Linked DNA regions of Homo sapiens: region 1 is linked to region 2. A link is a loop called in an ENCODE intact Hi-C map of the cell type or tissue named here. Cell type or tissue: ascending aorta. All regions are shown on one strand.

Evidence for each region. Hi-C counts contacts between places; a loop is a spot of excess contacts. Peaks named below come from ENCODE experiments on the same cell type or tissue, not always from the same donor. Only the 100,000 strongest peaks of a DNase experiment are listed, where the experiment ranks them.
Region 1: a loop joins it to region 2, with 2.4 times the contacts of the local background. A loop is called at or near these places in 2 of 110 quality-filtered maps.

The regions. Positions count from the first base shown.
Region 1 is chr16:4,090,141-4,098,140 of GRCh38, forward strand. The region is part of intron 2 of ADCY9 (adenylate cyclase 9); the gene reads right to left. Among named protein-coding and RNA genes, the nearest start is that of ADCY9, 22 kb to the right of the region's middle. RefSeq lists a silencer at 4,008-4,302. In ascending aorta, no CTCF peak of the experiment used is centred here; DNase peaks (open chromatin) are centred at 431, 3,521 and 5,751; H3K4me3 peaks cover 3,625 bases; H3K27ac peaks cover 6,910 bases.
Region 2 is chr16:3,948,454-3,956,453 of GRCh38, forward strand. TRIDDENT (TRIM28 interacting DNA damage repair enhancing non-coding transcript) reads right to left here and starts at 1,991. Exons shown (of 2, transcript NR_120311.1): 1 at 1,819-1,991; 2 at 1-376. It also overlaps a transcript of ADCY9 not described here. In ascending aorta, no CTCF peak of the experiment used is centred here; DNase peaks (open chromatin) are centred at 2,048, 3,078, 3,498, 4,498 and 6 weaker places; H3K4me3 peaks cover 3,810 bases; H3K27ac peaks cover 6,295 bases.

The sequences.
Region 1 (8,000 bases), 140 kb after region 2:
CTTGGAGGGGACTCCAGCTGAGGTCAGCCCTGGAGCAGGCCCCCCACGCCCTATGGATACTTCCAAGCCCAACTTAGCAAATACAGCTGGAGGCGTCCAACCTCACCCAGTTGTTCAAGGAGGGACCTTGCCCCTTCCTTTGCCTTTAAGGATGAACAGATTTTTTTTCTACTTAGAAACTCAATGTGTTCCTCTTCTATCCTAAACACTACTGATGTTCGGTAATGCAGACATGTTTACATGCTATTTCTTGTTTTAACAACATGAAAACAAAATAAAAATGAACTATGAACTGATGACAGTGTTTGGGAGTTGAGCTTTTTCTGTGGCCAACGCTGCTTTTAAAAACGTTCTATATTAAGGAAGTGCTGTGGGAACACTGCTGGCCGTGGAAACCGTCCCACCTCCCTGTGCTCCGAAGCCAGCCAGCAGGCAGAGTCCTGGCTGGGCACGAGACGCTCAGGGCTCACTCGACCCCACGGAAACCAGAGGGAAGCCTAATTTTATCACGCTGTATTTAGACGGTGTGGATTCATTTGAACAAGGAAGTTCCTAGAGTTGTTGAGATTTTTTTTTTTTGGTCAATGTTTAAATACTACTTTTTTTTCAAGCTTGCCCTAGATACCAACTGTTTATCTAACACACAATTCCAGTGTTGCCAAGCCTCATGCCAATTTGAAGGGAACAGCCAAAACTTATGCATTCATATAAAAAGAGTCTCTAGGCTCTTATATCTACATTATAATTTTTATCCTAATCACAAAACTATTCCGAATGGTAGTGAACAAAGTAATTATTTCAATCAAGAAACATAATGGCCAGCCACATCTATGACCAAATTGACCTAAGCTTTCAGATGTTTTCCAAAACATCGGACTGCCACAGGTAACTTTTTACAGGGTCTTCATATAAGTTCCTATTTTATTATTTTATTTTATTTTATTATTTTTTGAGACAGAGTCTCACTCTGTCACCCAGGCTGGAGCGCAGTGGCATGACCTCGGCTCACTGCAACCTCTGCCTTCCAGGTTCAAGCGATTCTCCTGCCTCAGCCTCCCGAGTAGCTGGGATTATAAGCACGCGCCATGATGCGCAGCTGATTTTTCTATTTTTAGTAGACACGGGGTTTCACCCTGTTGGCCAGGCTGGTCTCGAACTCCTGACCTCAAGTGATCCTCCTGCCTCAGCCTCCCAAAGTGTTGGGATTACAGGCGTGAGCCACTGCACCCAGCCCAAGTTCCTCATTTTAAAAGTGGCAGAGGTTTGTCAAAAAGTTAAACAGAGTTACCGCGTGACCCAGCAACTCCATGCCCAGGTATGTGCCCCAAAGAACTGAGAAAACAGATACTCAAACAAAAACGTGTACACGAGTGTTCCCAGCAGCACCATCCACAATAGCCAAGAGGCAGAAACAACCCTAATGTCCATCAATGGAAGAATGGAAAAACAAAATGTGGTTTATCCATACAATGGAATTTTATGCACCCATAACAAAAAGGAGGTACTACTCCATGCCACAACATGAATGAACCTTGGAAACATGCTGAGCGAGAGAATCCAGACACACAAAGCCACGTATCCTACGATTCCAAGTATAAGAAACGCCCAGACTCGGTAAATCCTGCAGATGCAAAGTGCAGCACAGCGGCTGCCAGGTGCTAGGGCTTGGGAGCTGGGAAGTGGCTGCTTAGTGGGTGTAGGGTTTCCTTCTAGGGGTGATGAAAACGCTTCGGAATTAGACCCAGGGGATGGTTGCACAACACTGTGAATGTGCGATATGCCACTGAACTGTTCACCTTAAAAATCATTAAGTTATGTGAATTTAGCTTCAATTAAAAATAAAGCAGGCTGGGTACTGTGGCTCACGCCTGTAATCCCAGCACTCCGGGAGGCCGAGGCGGGCAGATCATCTGAAGCCAGGAGTACAAGGCCAGCCTGGCCAACATGGTGAAACCCTGTCTCTACTAAAAATACAAAAAATTAGACAGGTGTGGTGGCGGGTGCCTGTAATCACCGGTACTTGGGAGGCTGAGGCACGAGAATTGCCTGAATCCAGGAAACGGAGGTTGCAGTGAGCTGAGATCGTGCCACTGCACTCCGGTCTAGGCAACAGAGCAAGACCCTGTCTCAAAAAACAAACAAACAAAAGAACCAAGTAGGAAGAAATGTGGCCAGTTCCTCCTGGGCAGTGTTGTACAGAACACACCAAATTTCTACAGTGACTCCTACCAGACGTTTCTTGGGAAAGTAAGCAAAGTCCTTTCCTGAAATTCTGGTAAATTTTCATAAAAATCAATACTTCCCTAATTTAACATTCACATTTTAGCTTACAGTATAACTAGTTATAGAATTGTTCATTAATTCTAATTGACTTTCGATTATACAATCTAATATCTAATTTCCATTTTCTATTTCTAGTACATAAGCAAAAGAAATGCCCTTTTGGTCTTATGGAAAACGTGTCCTATTTAATAAGACACAAATTTGATTCAAATTTCTCTTTCTCCTCCTCCCCCTTAATAATACACTAAAAATAACTGTAATAACATCTTACACATCCTGAACGCCTGTACCTAGCAACCTCACTTACTCAGACTATAGCTGACAACTAAAAACCTGCACAAAGGCTGACTCCTTAGCCCTTTCCATCAAACGATATCTGCAGGCTGAACGAGCTTAATTACTTGTTGGTTTGGTTTTTTAATGTAACGAAGTAAAAACCAGGAGCAAATGTGATACAGGAAAGCACACCAACAGCTACATACATGGATAGCAAAAGAAGCCAAAAAAATTATTTTTTAAAATGTAAGAACTGGAAAAACAGAATGATCTCAGTTTTTTTAAAAAAGCAAAGATTCCTATTTTTATAGAGAAATTGCTATATTAGTAAAAGCCAAATAACAAGAGGCAAAAATAACTGAGTCATCAAGAAAATTACCTCTTATTTGGCACAGTCCATTTTTATGAAAGTGCTTTATCTATTTCAGAAACATAAAATCAAATGTTTGAATTGGTTAAAACAGAAAATTATCTGATTGATTAAAAGAGAAAATCCTCTGCTCTTCAGAAAACTCAACCATCCAGAAAGTGCTATCACTGACATTTATATCTAACAACATGGCAAATGAGGTTGGTTTCATATTCAACCATTTGCTGTCCCCGAAGCTCTCTATTAAGGATCTGGCTGATCAGAAAACTTAATATTTAATCAACCTAGAGCAGGCCTAGAAAAGAGGCTACTGTTTAAAAACAAACAACTGATTATATAAAACATTTACATCAAATTATAATTCAGTATTAAATCTCATGGAATCACGCCTTTCAGGAAAACGTCTGGACACTAGTGAAAATGAAATGGCTAAATCTCAATCAAAGTATATTATTAAGTAATAAAAGATTTTATCATTCAACTTTTTTTTTGTCTCTACATAAAAAAAGTATTTTTGTCTCTACAAAAAATACAAAAATTAGTCAGTCGTGTTGGCATGCGCCTGCAGTCCCAGCTACTCAGGAGGCTGAAGCTGGAGAATATCACTTGAGCCCAGGAGGCGGAGGCTGCAATGAGCTGAGATCACGTCACTGCACTCCAGCCTGGGCGACAGAGCCAGACGCTGTCTCAAAATAATTAATTAATTAATTGTTTAAAAAATCAAAGAATAGCTTAAAATTATTACTAAGCTAAGAACCTTGCTGCTATTACTTGTTCAGGAAAGCTCCACACACCATAGGCAGTGGTGCTAAATGCAACAGAAGCCTTAGTGCGAACTGGAACTTCTCCCAGGAGTCTATGGAATTGGAAACTTAATAGCTACTAAATACAGTAACATCATGACTGGAGCTATGAAAGCAAACATTTCCATTTGAACTTCAAGTGGCAGAAGGGACAAAGTTGATACCTTAGACTCATCAGCCCTGAAAGTGTTCCTAATCACAATTTCTTTCAGGAGCCAGAAAGAACACAGCGTTAATTATGTTAATCCAGCTGAGACGTTCACTATGAAATGTGTGTTAGAGAAAAGTCCTTTGAAATTTCTTATTTGCATGGTAGTTCTGAAAGTTTTTAACCTCCTGCAGTTCCTGGCACACGGAGTCAGTCACTCACTTGTCCTCAGGAAGCACAGGACAGCAGCAGGTTCGGAATCACACTTTCTCTGTGTGATTTCACAACTCGGGTCTTTGTCCAGGTGAGATTCTCACTCGGGTCAGAGGGCAAAGGTATCCAATGACAACCCTGTCCTTCAGAACCAAGTAGTGTTTTCCCATCAGCCGTGCAAATCACAGCAAATGTCATGTGGCTTTCCAGCAGCCTCTTTGCTGTTTGTTGAGGAAGGATAAGAAAACCATGGAGGATTAAAATCACCACATTCAAATTACTATAAAGAAAAGGAGGCCAGGCGCTGTGGCTCACGCCCGTAATCCTAGCACTTTGGGAGGCCAAAGTGGGACGATCGCTCGAGGCCCCGCAACACAGCAAGACCCCCATCTCTAATAAGAAAAAAAAAAGGGAGAAGAAAGAAAAGGAAAAATGCAGACAAGCCAGAAAATAAAATTGAGGAGATTAATACAATATAATAATCAGGCACTGCAGATCACACCTGGAACACCGCCTCACCCAGGCAAAGGAGGAAAAGCTTTCATGTGTGCTCATCATTTGAGCAAAAAGGAAGAAAACACACACAGAAACTCAGGAGATCCAGAAGAGACACTCTGAACAAAGAAAATGGAAATGACAGGGAACCAAATGATCCACATCAGGGATTTTAAGAGGGAAATTATGCTTCTGAATGAAAAAAATAAAATCATTCAAAACTTTTTATAAATCTTTGACAAAATCCAAGAGTTTCCTTTCAATGTTGATGACATTTAATTTTTTTTTTTTTTTTTTTGAGACAGTCTCTGTCACCTAGGCTGGAGTGCAATGGCGCAATCTCAGCTCACTGCAACCTCTACTTACCAGGTTCAAGCGATTCTCCTGTCTCAGCCTCTGAGTAACTGGGATTACAGGTGCGCACCACCATGCCCGGCTAATTTTTGTATTTTTAGTAGAGACAGGGTTTCGGACGTTGGCCAGGCTGATCTCGAACTCCTGATCTCAGGTGATCCACATGCCTCAGCCTCCCAAAGTGCTGCGATTACAGGCGTGAGCCACCGCGCCCAGCCCTCTAATTTCTAATTACAACATCTAAGGTAGACACTTTCCAGATGCATTAATGTGGGGGACAACTAGAGGACTAACACGTCCCCTTGCACACTCAATATAGGGCCAGTAGATCCAGAAGCTCACCGTCAAGAGCAACAAGAGCAAGCAAGTCCTTCCTCAACAGAATCATCGGTAAGAACACTGTCAGTCCAGGATTCACTCAGTCCTACGAGTGAAAAACTTGCCAACACAGTGAAATTCATTTTACTGGCAACTAACCTTCCAATCTCTCTCTAAAATAATGTTCACATGGGAACTGAAGCACATTAAAAAAATAATAATTATTCACTTCACATTTTCTCCAAGCCATTTCAAAAGTGTTTCTCAGACTTTCAAAATCAAACAGGATTCCCAGACCAGGCACCATGGGTCACGCCTGTAATCACAGCACTTTAGGAGGCCAAGGCAGCTGGATTGCTTGAGCTCAGGAGTTCAAGACCAGCCTGGGCAACATGATGAAACCCCATCTCTACAAAATACACAAAAATTAGACGGGCATGATGTTGCATGACTATAGTCCCAGCTACTCGAGAGGCTGAGGCACAAGACTCACTTGAACCCAGGAGGCGGAGTTTGCAGTGAGCTGAGATCACGCCACTGCACTCTACCCTGGGTGACAGAGCAAGACTCTATCTCAAAAAAAAAAAAAAAAAAAAAATCAAATGGGGTTCCTCTAACGATACCCTGCTTTATTCAGGAAACGTGATCCTCAGGAAACCATGTGTAAATTATACTTCTAGAACTCAATCTTACGTATTTATATTTAAAGGAAGTAAAGAATCTTTTATGAAGTTACAAATCTCACACACGCCCTGCAATTTAGTGGCTCTATAAATCGGAGCTTCCCTATGCTAAATGTGTCTAAATGAGAGTTCGTAGTTGAAACAAGAGGACAAAGAAAAAAACACTTTTCAAATTAAGAATGAGCACTATGTCCCAATCACGTGAGAATCTCAGCTATACTTAGACAATGGTGGAGATTTTAAGCATATCTATCTCAAACTTTATATTTTACCAATATGAAAAAAGCAGAACCAGAGAGATTAAATTATTTGCCCAAAAGTGCTTGTTAGTGGAGGAAATGTATTAAGACCAAAAGCTAATTTACAAAAACAAATTAAATTTTCAAATAAGATCATGCTATAAAAGTGCTTCCCTTTCAGAAACCACCCTCACCACACCCAGTTTTTAGGCAGCTCATTCACACACACAAAAATCACATTAATGAACATCAGAAGCAGTGGCCTTTCCTTATGGGAAAAAGAACTCATTTATGAAGTTCCAGAATGCGATGCAATCCACACTTTAAATAGTAACACAATAGGGTACGAACTAACTGAATCAACATGCAATAAACACTTTCACTTAAAGTGTCATAGCCTTAATGGTATATTGCATTTAATATCCATACACAAGGAAATAAATCACACGCATGTGGGGTTTCTTCCTTTCTCCAGGCTAGAGTGTTAGAAAATGTAGTTAATATTTCCCAAACAACTCAAACACGAAAATAAATGATTCAAAAGCTGCTTTTTCCCCGCTTTGGAAGGGGGAAAAAAAAAAGAACAGATTTTAATAGCATTACATAAAAATCCTGGAAATTATGCACAAAGACTACCCTGGAGCTTTGCCAGAAACAGGCATGCTGGTTTTCCATGTGTATAAATGGTAATCAAATAAGAATTACCAGGAGCTACAATATTATTAAGATAAATATACTTCTTGAAATCTCCATCTTACAAAGCTTAAAAACAATTGCCAGAACTAGGCCGTTCAACCCCACATTTCCTGGGCCTCCCCTAAGCACTCAGTCCTCTGTGTTTCTGCCCTGCGCCCCACGCCCTCAGCGCAGCACCTCGGAGCCCACAGTCCCAAGCTGTCCACACTCTGGCGCCCCTGGGCCCATTCACATTCCCAGGCACCATGCGCTGGTCAGCCCTCTCGGCCACCACCTTTGCTAGAGCCTATCAAGACCCTCCGGAGCCTCTATTTAATGAACCACTCAGTCATTCCAGCAAAGCGGTTACTGCCTTTCCTCTACCTGGAGGCTTGTTCTGTGTAGATGTTTGGGGTGTGGTTTCACACATAACAGGGTACTCACATGTGGAGTTACATATATATATATATATATATATATATATATATATACACACACACACACTATATATATGTATAAATACATATGTACATATATATATATATATATATATATATTTTTTTTTTTTTTTTTTAAGACAGAGTCTTGCTCTGTCATCCAGGCTGGAGTGCAGGGGCGCAATCTCAGCAACCTCCATCTCCTGGGTTCAAGAGATTCTCCTGCCTCAGCTTCCCGAGTAGCTGGGATTACAGGTGCCCACCACCATGCCCAGCTGATTTTTGTATTTTTAATAGAGATGGCATTTCTCCACGTTGGCCAGGCTGTTCTTGAACTCCTGACCTCAGCTGATCTGCCTGCCTTGGCCTCCCAAAGTGCTGGGATTACAGGCATGAGCCACCATACCAGGCTTATATTTACTTATTTATTCATTCATTTATCAGCAAATATTATCACACATATATTATATGCCTGGCTATATTCCCAGCGCTAGGAACACAGCAGGAAGTAAAACATGGAAAATTCCTGCTCTTAAGATGCATTCCAGTGGCGTGGAAACAGATTATAAACAAAATTAAGTCAAATACATATGATGCAAGCTGGAAAAGAGAGTGGCTGGCCCATAGCTCCAGGAGGCACTGTTGAAAGCAAGGCTCCTACTAAGGGAATTCCTGGAGTTGGGCCTTCTGGAATGTTCCACAGCGG
Region 2 (8,000 bases):
ATTCTAGTCTATGGATGGATAAATATTTATTGATGGATATTTAGGTTGTTGCTACACCTCAGCTTTTGCAAACAAATGCTGCAAAGAAGAACCTGGTGCATGAGACATTTTGCATGTTCGGGCAGATCTGTAGAAGTAATTCCCAGAAGGGCGCATGTTTTTTACATTTTGACAGTTCTTGCTAAATGGCCCTTTATAGAGGTTACACCAGTTTTAATTCCCATCAGAATTTATTTCCAAACCTATCATGAGATACGCCAGCACTGACAAGAATCCTCACTGCGGCATTGTTCATCGCGCCCCAAACTGGAAACAGCTCAATCGATCCTCAGCGGAACGGAGAAATCATGGCCTCTTCACGCGATGAAATATTATGCTGCAATGAAAAGAAACAAAATTCTGCTGCACACGGCAGGGAGGAATCTCCTAGGCGGATTGATGAGTGAAAGAAGCCAGACACAGAACGGTCCTTACTGCATGATTTCTGTGATATGACTCAACCCCGAAGTCAAAAGGAAGACGCAATCTAGGATGACAGTGATGGAAACAGAGGTGACCCTTGGGCGGCAAAGGGAGTCTGCTGAGCGTCTAGAAACGTCGTATATCTTGTTCGGAGTGATAGCTGTATGGGTGCATCAGTGTGTGAAAACTCACCGAGCTACGTGCACTTTACTGATGGAAGTTGCACCCCAACAAAAACTTAAAGGGTTTAAAAATATTGCCCACACTGACGCGCAAACAACACGACCGCCCCAGCAGGCAGACTCCTCCGATGCAAAAGCTTAGGTGACAGGCTGTCTTTCTTTTGTCCAGTCCTGAGCCAGATGTGGGTTCTGGGCCAAGGAGGTGAAGCACGAGGCTCCCTCTGCTGCCTCCAGAGCTGTCCAGGGTTCCCCTCTGCGCCCCCAAAAGCGCAGGGTCACACCAGTCGGGGAGGAAGGACCAGAGCGACTCTGCGCCCTCACCCCACCGCCTCCTTCTCTGTTTGCTCTCTGACCGGTGCCGTTTCATTGTTCCCTTCCTGGACGCCATCCCCTCGTCCAGACAATTCCCTGCACCAGCTGCCAAGCAGCTGCCTGGCTATTTATAGCCTCTGTCATCAGCCCCTTCCTCCCGCCCTTGGCCCTACTCCTGGGACCACTCTCCCTACCCCCACCCACTTTCCAAGGGTCCGGCTGTGTCCAGCCAACCAGGAGAAGAGTGGGGACAGTAGAGGCTGAGTTCGTTGACAAATATCATACAACACAATTTTTAAAATGTTTCTGGAACATTCCAGGACCCGTTGTTGTGGGGAGGGGCCTGCCCTTGCTGAGCTGGTCCCTTGGTCTCCTGAGGTGATCTCAACTGTGTCCATGGCTTTTGGACAAGGTGAGACGAACTTAATTCTTTTTTTTTTTTTTTTTTTTTTTGAGACAGAGTCTCGCTCTGTCGCCCAGGCTGGAGTACAGTGGCGTGATCTCAGCTCACTGCAACCTCTGCCTCCTGGGTTCAAGCGATTCCTGTGCCTCAGCCTCCTGACTAGCTGGGATTACAGGTGTGTGCCACCACACCCTGCCTGTTTTTGTATTTTTCAGTAGAGGCAGGATTTCACCATGTTGGCCAGGCTGGTCTTGAACTCCTGACCTCAAGTCCACGCCCCTTGGCCTCCCAAAGTGCTGGGATTACAGATGTGTGCCACCGCGCCCGGCCTGTAATCCTACTGGCCGTCAAATCCACTTTAAAAGCAGTAAAGGCATTTGACTCCTTCCTGTTTCTCGTTCCTTCTCACCCCCACTCAGGCCATCTCCCCTCGCCCCACCACTTCCTCCCTGCACCTACCTTTCTTCCTTCCTTTCTCGGTGAAGTGAAGGGTCACCTCTCATTGTGGAAGAAGGACTAGTAAAGCCAGCTTTAAATGAACATTACTGGGTTGGCCTATGCCAGGCAGGCGCGAGGTCTCTATTCCCCATGTGACAATCAAGCTGGGTGCGTTCACGCCCAGGATGCTGGGGTTGTCCCACCTCTAGGTTTGGAGTGGGACGACGAGGAGAAGCAATTTGTTCAGGAGCAGAGAAAGTTCGCTTGGCTGTGACTCATCGCCTCTCCATTGAGAGTCTCCGGCGGGTCCGTGATCATCGGACACGATCATGATCCGTCCTCAGGCCCCGCCTGTGCAGAGTGCGCGGAGGCCAAGGAGTTATTGGCAGAAAAGCAAGAGCGGAATGAGCTTGCGTACTTGAAGTCTGTGGCCGTCTGCCAACATCTCCTTCAAATATGAACATTCTTATTTTCGCTCTGGAAGTTTTTGTCAGGTTTATTGCAAATGCAAGGGTGGTGAGCAGACAGAAAGAAAATGGTATTTACTGAGCTGGAAGGACTGTTTTCTCAACCGTTTCTCAAGAGCACGCAAGGAGACGTGCACTTTCCTGGGTGACATCAGGTTCTCCGTGGGGATTTTAATCCAAATCAGATATGGCCTTGTTTTACGAGGGATCCTCTTGGGTCTCAGGGTGTGAGGATTCATAATAAGTACACGTCCATCCAGTACATGGCGAAGACCATTGTAAGCCACCCCTGGAAACACATACAAGACAGATGGGCACGCAGTTCACAGGATAGCGCAGAATTCTAATGAATTTCATTGGCATCAAATGTTATGTTCCTGTAAACTGAGAGCCATGAAATTAGAATGAGTGCCTCACAATAGTTCAAAAGTGACTCACTTCATTGAAAAAACGTCTCGGAAACATAAATTGGTAAATCAAAACTAAAACTAGTACCCTTTAAAAAAAACTGAGAATGATGTCCCTAAGTTTTTTTTTTTTTTTTTTTGAGACGGAGTTGCGCTCTTGTTGCCCAGGCTGGAGTGCAATGGCGTGATCTCGGCTCACTGCAACCTCCGCCTCTTGGGTTCAAGTGATTGTCCTGCCTCAGCCTCCCGAGTCACTGGGATTACAGGCACCCACCACCACTCCCAGCTAATTTTTGTTATTTTTAGTAAAGAGGGGGTTTCACCATGTTGGCCAGGCTGGTCTCAAACTCCTGGCCTCAAGCAGTCCTCCTGCCTTGGCTTCCCAAAGTGCTGGGATTACAGGCATGAGCCACCGTGCCCGGCTGGGATGACTATTTTAATCTCAAGAGAGCCATCTGGGTTCCTTCCAGGGCACAATTCTATTTAAGGATATACTTTCTTATTTTTACACAAGTTTGATAACTGGATAAAAAAAAGACGAACTTTTTTTTTTTTTTTTTTGCATGGACCAAAAAATGTAGCCATAAGAGCATTTGTTAATACGCACGTCTAACATCCTCCTTCCCACCTCCCTGTGCAGCACAAAGTGGTAAAGACAGCAAGAATTTTCTTTCTAAACAGTTGGGCTGAAATTAAACAACAACAACAACAAAAACCCAAATGCCCATTCTCCTCCCAGCGGAAGTACAACCTCTCTTTGTATCATGTTACTCATCCGCTGCACACACCTGTTCATCCAACAACAGCTAACAAAAGTCAGACTCCGAGTTAAGCGATGTACACATCACAGTTTGTGCTGGAAATCTGATCCAAGCACATGGACAGAACTTTCTATGGTTCTCGGCTCCTAAGCTTGGCAGCTTGTTTTCAGCGTATTCTTAAAAACCTAGGAAACTGGCAATCATACTTCTAAGTTAAAAGATTGGGAAATCAGGCCAGTGAATAAATACTTACTTTGGATCTGCACTATTGATGAAAAATAAAAAATCACTGGAAAAAAATGAGCCCCTTTCTTCTATTTTTGCTCAAAGCAGTCCAAAGAAAACAAGTTTTGGTTCACTGCTGTCTGTGAGCTCAGTGTTGAACAAATTCCAGCAAAATCACAGAGAAAGTTGGAACCAGATTTGCAGCGCTCTATCTCATACATGTTTCTTCTTCTTCTTTTTTTTTAAGAGACAGGGTCTCGCTCTGGTGCCCAGGCTGGAGTGCAATGGCACAATCACAGTTCACTGCAGCTTTGAACTCCTGGATTCAAGCGATCCTCCTGCCTCAGGCTTCTGAATAGCTGGGACCACAGGCACGCACCACCACCCCCAGGTGCCTTTTATATCATTTGTAGAGATGGGGTCTCACTATGTTGCCCAGGGTGGAGTGCAGTGGCATGATCATAGCTCACTGCAGCCTCCAACCCCTGTTGCCAAGGCTGGTTCCAAACTCCTGGGCTCAAGTGATCCTCCCACTGTGGTCTCCTAAAGCACTGGGATTATAGACGTGAACCACCACAGCTACCCCGTGGTTCTTAAAAAGGGGTCTCCTTAAAAAGGAAGCTTCACCTTCCTTTTTGGTGTGAGGGAGACAGACCGTCAGGGAGAGGGCACTTTGTTCTTCTAATTGCCTTTCTGCAGAGGTTCCTGCTCAAGGAACGGGACGCCTAAACCTCAAATCCCCAGTGGCATTCAAGGCTGCTCGCAGGCACAGGGCGTGTTCTGGCCAATCCTGTTCGAGCAAGGGGAGCTGACATTGGCCCAGCACAGGCAGGCTGCACAGAGCTGCAGCCCATTCTTCCTGGAAGCGCCTGCATCAGAGCCAAGGACAGGCCACCTAGTAGCAGTGTCCCTGGAGCCTGGTGCTTGGCTCAGTACATTAAAATGCAACAACCAGGCCGGGTACAGCAGTTCATGCCTGTAATCCCAGCATTTTGGGAGGCTGAGGTGGGCGGATCACTTGAGGTCAGGAGTTCGAGACCAGCCTGGCCAACATGGCGAAATCCCATCTCTACTAAAAATACAAAAATTAGCTGGGCGTGGTGGCCTGTGCCTATAGTCCCAGCTACTTGGGAGGCTGAGGCAGGAGAATCACTTGAACCTGGGAGGCAGAGGTTGCAGTGAGCCGAGATCGCGCCACTACACTCCAGCCTGGGCGACAGAGCGGGGCTCCATCTCAAAAAATATATACGTATTTCACAGATACAGTCCTTCCTCGTTTTGGTAATTGACAGAGCATAAGCAGTTTTTAATTTTTTCAAATTTACAATTAGGCTCCTGCACGGCAACTCTCTTCCTGTGAACTGAAGGGAAACTTGGAGTCTCCCTCTCCACAGGGTTCTCGTCTTCTGGAAAAGAGAAGATGGGAAAATGCGGATAAGAAGAGGGTTAGAGGGGAGGAAAGAAATAAAAACCGAGCAATTTCTAGAAAACATGATGATTAAAAAAAAACCATCCACGCTTTTGGAATGGACGGATTCTTTAACACCTGTGGATTTCCTTATTCTGTGACTAGCAAGCTCCCAAGCCCACAGGTAGGAAGCTTCAGCCAGTGTGTGTGGAAAAAACGCCGGTTTTGGGATACGACGGACAAGTCAGAAGCCTGCTTGAACCGCCGTCACCCCTTTGCAGCCATCCAACACCACGAACAGCAAAAACATCAGGTTCTGGCAACCTGTGGGGACAAAGTGACCATCAGCACGGGGAGGTCGCTGTCAGAGCCGCGTCACAGCTCTTACGCCTCCCAGAATGGTTTTTGGTGTGAGGATTGCTGCATGGATTGAGAAGGTGGAATTTGATTGGAATAACTGGATCATCTCACGGATGGCTGAATCCTAAAATGCCTACAAAGCGTGAAACTGACTCAGGATTTCACAGAGGATGGTAAGGCTCTGATTTTTCCACTTGGCACTCATCTGGGTGTTATCATTAGCACTTTGGTTTAATGCTGCAGGGTGAGGAGGATGTACCCAGAGGCCCCACTGACGCACCCCGTCCAGTGGCTTCTGACATGCAGAGCTGCAGGACGGGCGTCGCTGAGCTGGCCGGGGCAGGCTGGGAGCTGAGCTTTGCAGACACTGGGTCCTGGTGAACGACGATGCTTCGACATCCACTCTTCTGGGCATTCCCAGCCTGTCCTCTGCTCTGTCCCTGCCCTCCCCTAATTCCAATTGGTGGGATTGGGTGGGGCTCTCTGGGCCCCACACTGGTCTGAGAGCCTGGCGTGCTGCTGCTGGGCCAGCCCAGGAGCGAATGGATGAAGTTCCTCTTTCTGAGCCGGGATCAGGCCCAGAACTCCCAGCTCGCAGCTCGGGCAGCTGCCTGGTGCTGAAACCAGAAGGGACCTCCGGGACTTAGTGGCAGCTTACAGGGAATGGCTAGGAGTGTCTCCCTCTGGGCCAGTGAGTAGGGTCCAGACCAGGAAAAGCGTCAGAAACGGAACACGAGGTTCACCAAGAAGCCAAGGGGGCCGGCTGAGGGCCAGCATCGCACGTTGATGCTGGGAGGTTGCTGCTTTGCAGGAGTAAGGGAAGGAAGAGGCCATCTCAGAGCAGCCGCAACACTGGAGTCCACACAGGGGAGCTCTTGGCAGAGCCATCCACAGCGATGATTACTGTGGACACAGATGGGGAGGCCCTGTGTGTGAGGCAGTGACAGAGCCATTGGTTGGGAACACAGCCAACTCTTTTGGAGTTTTGTTAACTATCCCGAGGTAGAGGCTGAGGGGGACACGCCTACATGTCATGCCACAAACTTAGCGTACTAGAACATGCTAGATTTTCTCTCAAAGCACGCAGGTCTGAGCCTGTCATCATTCTGCCAGTATAACAGACAGGTGAATGAAGAGACGGGGGAACTTGGAAATGAGGGGCTGAAAAGAAGAGAAAGTGGACCCTGGTACTGGCTGTGTAAGAAAAGTAAATAGTGACCCAGAAGAATTTGGGTCACGGTCTGATTCATACAATAAATTCATTTTGTCTCATTTGAAATATTTTAGGAAAAAGGCATGCTTTTATCCAAAATTACGTCAAAAATTGCCTCAAATGTCTCTCATTAAAAAAAAAAAAGTAGTTGGACCAGGCGAGGTGGCTCACGCCTGTCATCCCAGCACTTTGGGAGGTGGAGGAGAGAGGACCACCTGAGGCCAGGAGTTTAGGACTAGCCTGAGCAACATAGTGAGACCTCATCTCTATAAAATAAATACATAAAACAGTTGCACCTTATCTTCTTAGCTCTTAATTGAATTAATGTCCTGAAAGTTCACATAAATGACATTCTTCAATATTCAAAAAGAAGCCAAAACAAAACCCAGTCTCCAGGCATCAGGTTGGATGAGGACTTTAGAAGTCTACGGATGTCCTTCATTTAGGTTTGTTTGTTTGTTTGTTTGTTTTAGACGGAGTCTTGCTCTGTTGCCCAGGCTGGAGTGCAGTGGCGCGATCTCAGGGCTCACTGCAACCTCTGCCTCCCAGAGGTTCCAAGCACTTTTCCTGTCTCAGCCTCCAGAGTAACTGGGATTATAGGCGCATGCCACCACGCCCAGCTAATTTTTTTGTATTTTTAGTAGAGATGGGGTTTCACCATATTGGCCAGGCTGGTCTCAAACTCCTGACCCTGTGATTCACCTGCCTCAGCCTCCCAAAGTGCTGGGATTACAGGGGTGAGCCACCACACCTGGCCAAAATTTAGGTTTTTTTAAAGCTTAAAAAAAATGTTTTGGGGTCTTGCTCTGTTGCCTAGGCTGGAGTGCAGTAGTGAGATCATAGCTCACTGCAGCTTCACCTCCTGCGCTCAAGCGATCCTCCCAACGCAGCCTCCCAAGTAGCTGGGATCATATGTGTACACCACCGTGCCTGGCTAATTTTGAAAAATTTTTCGTAGAAAAAATTTCTACAAGATTTTTTGTAGAAAAATTTGTAGAAACGAGGTCTCACTATGTTGCCCAGGTCTCAAACTTCTGGGCTCAAGTGATCTTCCCGTCTCAACCCCACAAAGTGCTGGGATTACAGGAATGAGCAACTGCACCCAGGCAAAGTCATATTTTTTTTCACCTGAGAGCTCCAATTGCCACGAAAATCTCAAATTATATTCTATGATAATTCAAGTTAAATGGGCAAGTAATATTTCTTTTCTTTCCTTCTAAGTGCCTGAAATACTAGAAATACACAATAATGGCTTTTAAAAAACTACCTAACACAATAAAAAATTGTGATAGAATTTATTGTGTAATCAACAAGTTAGGGAAAACTGATTTTGCATTAAAGGAACATCTTCTGTTTCTGTTA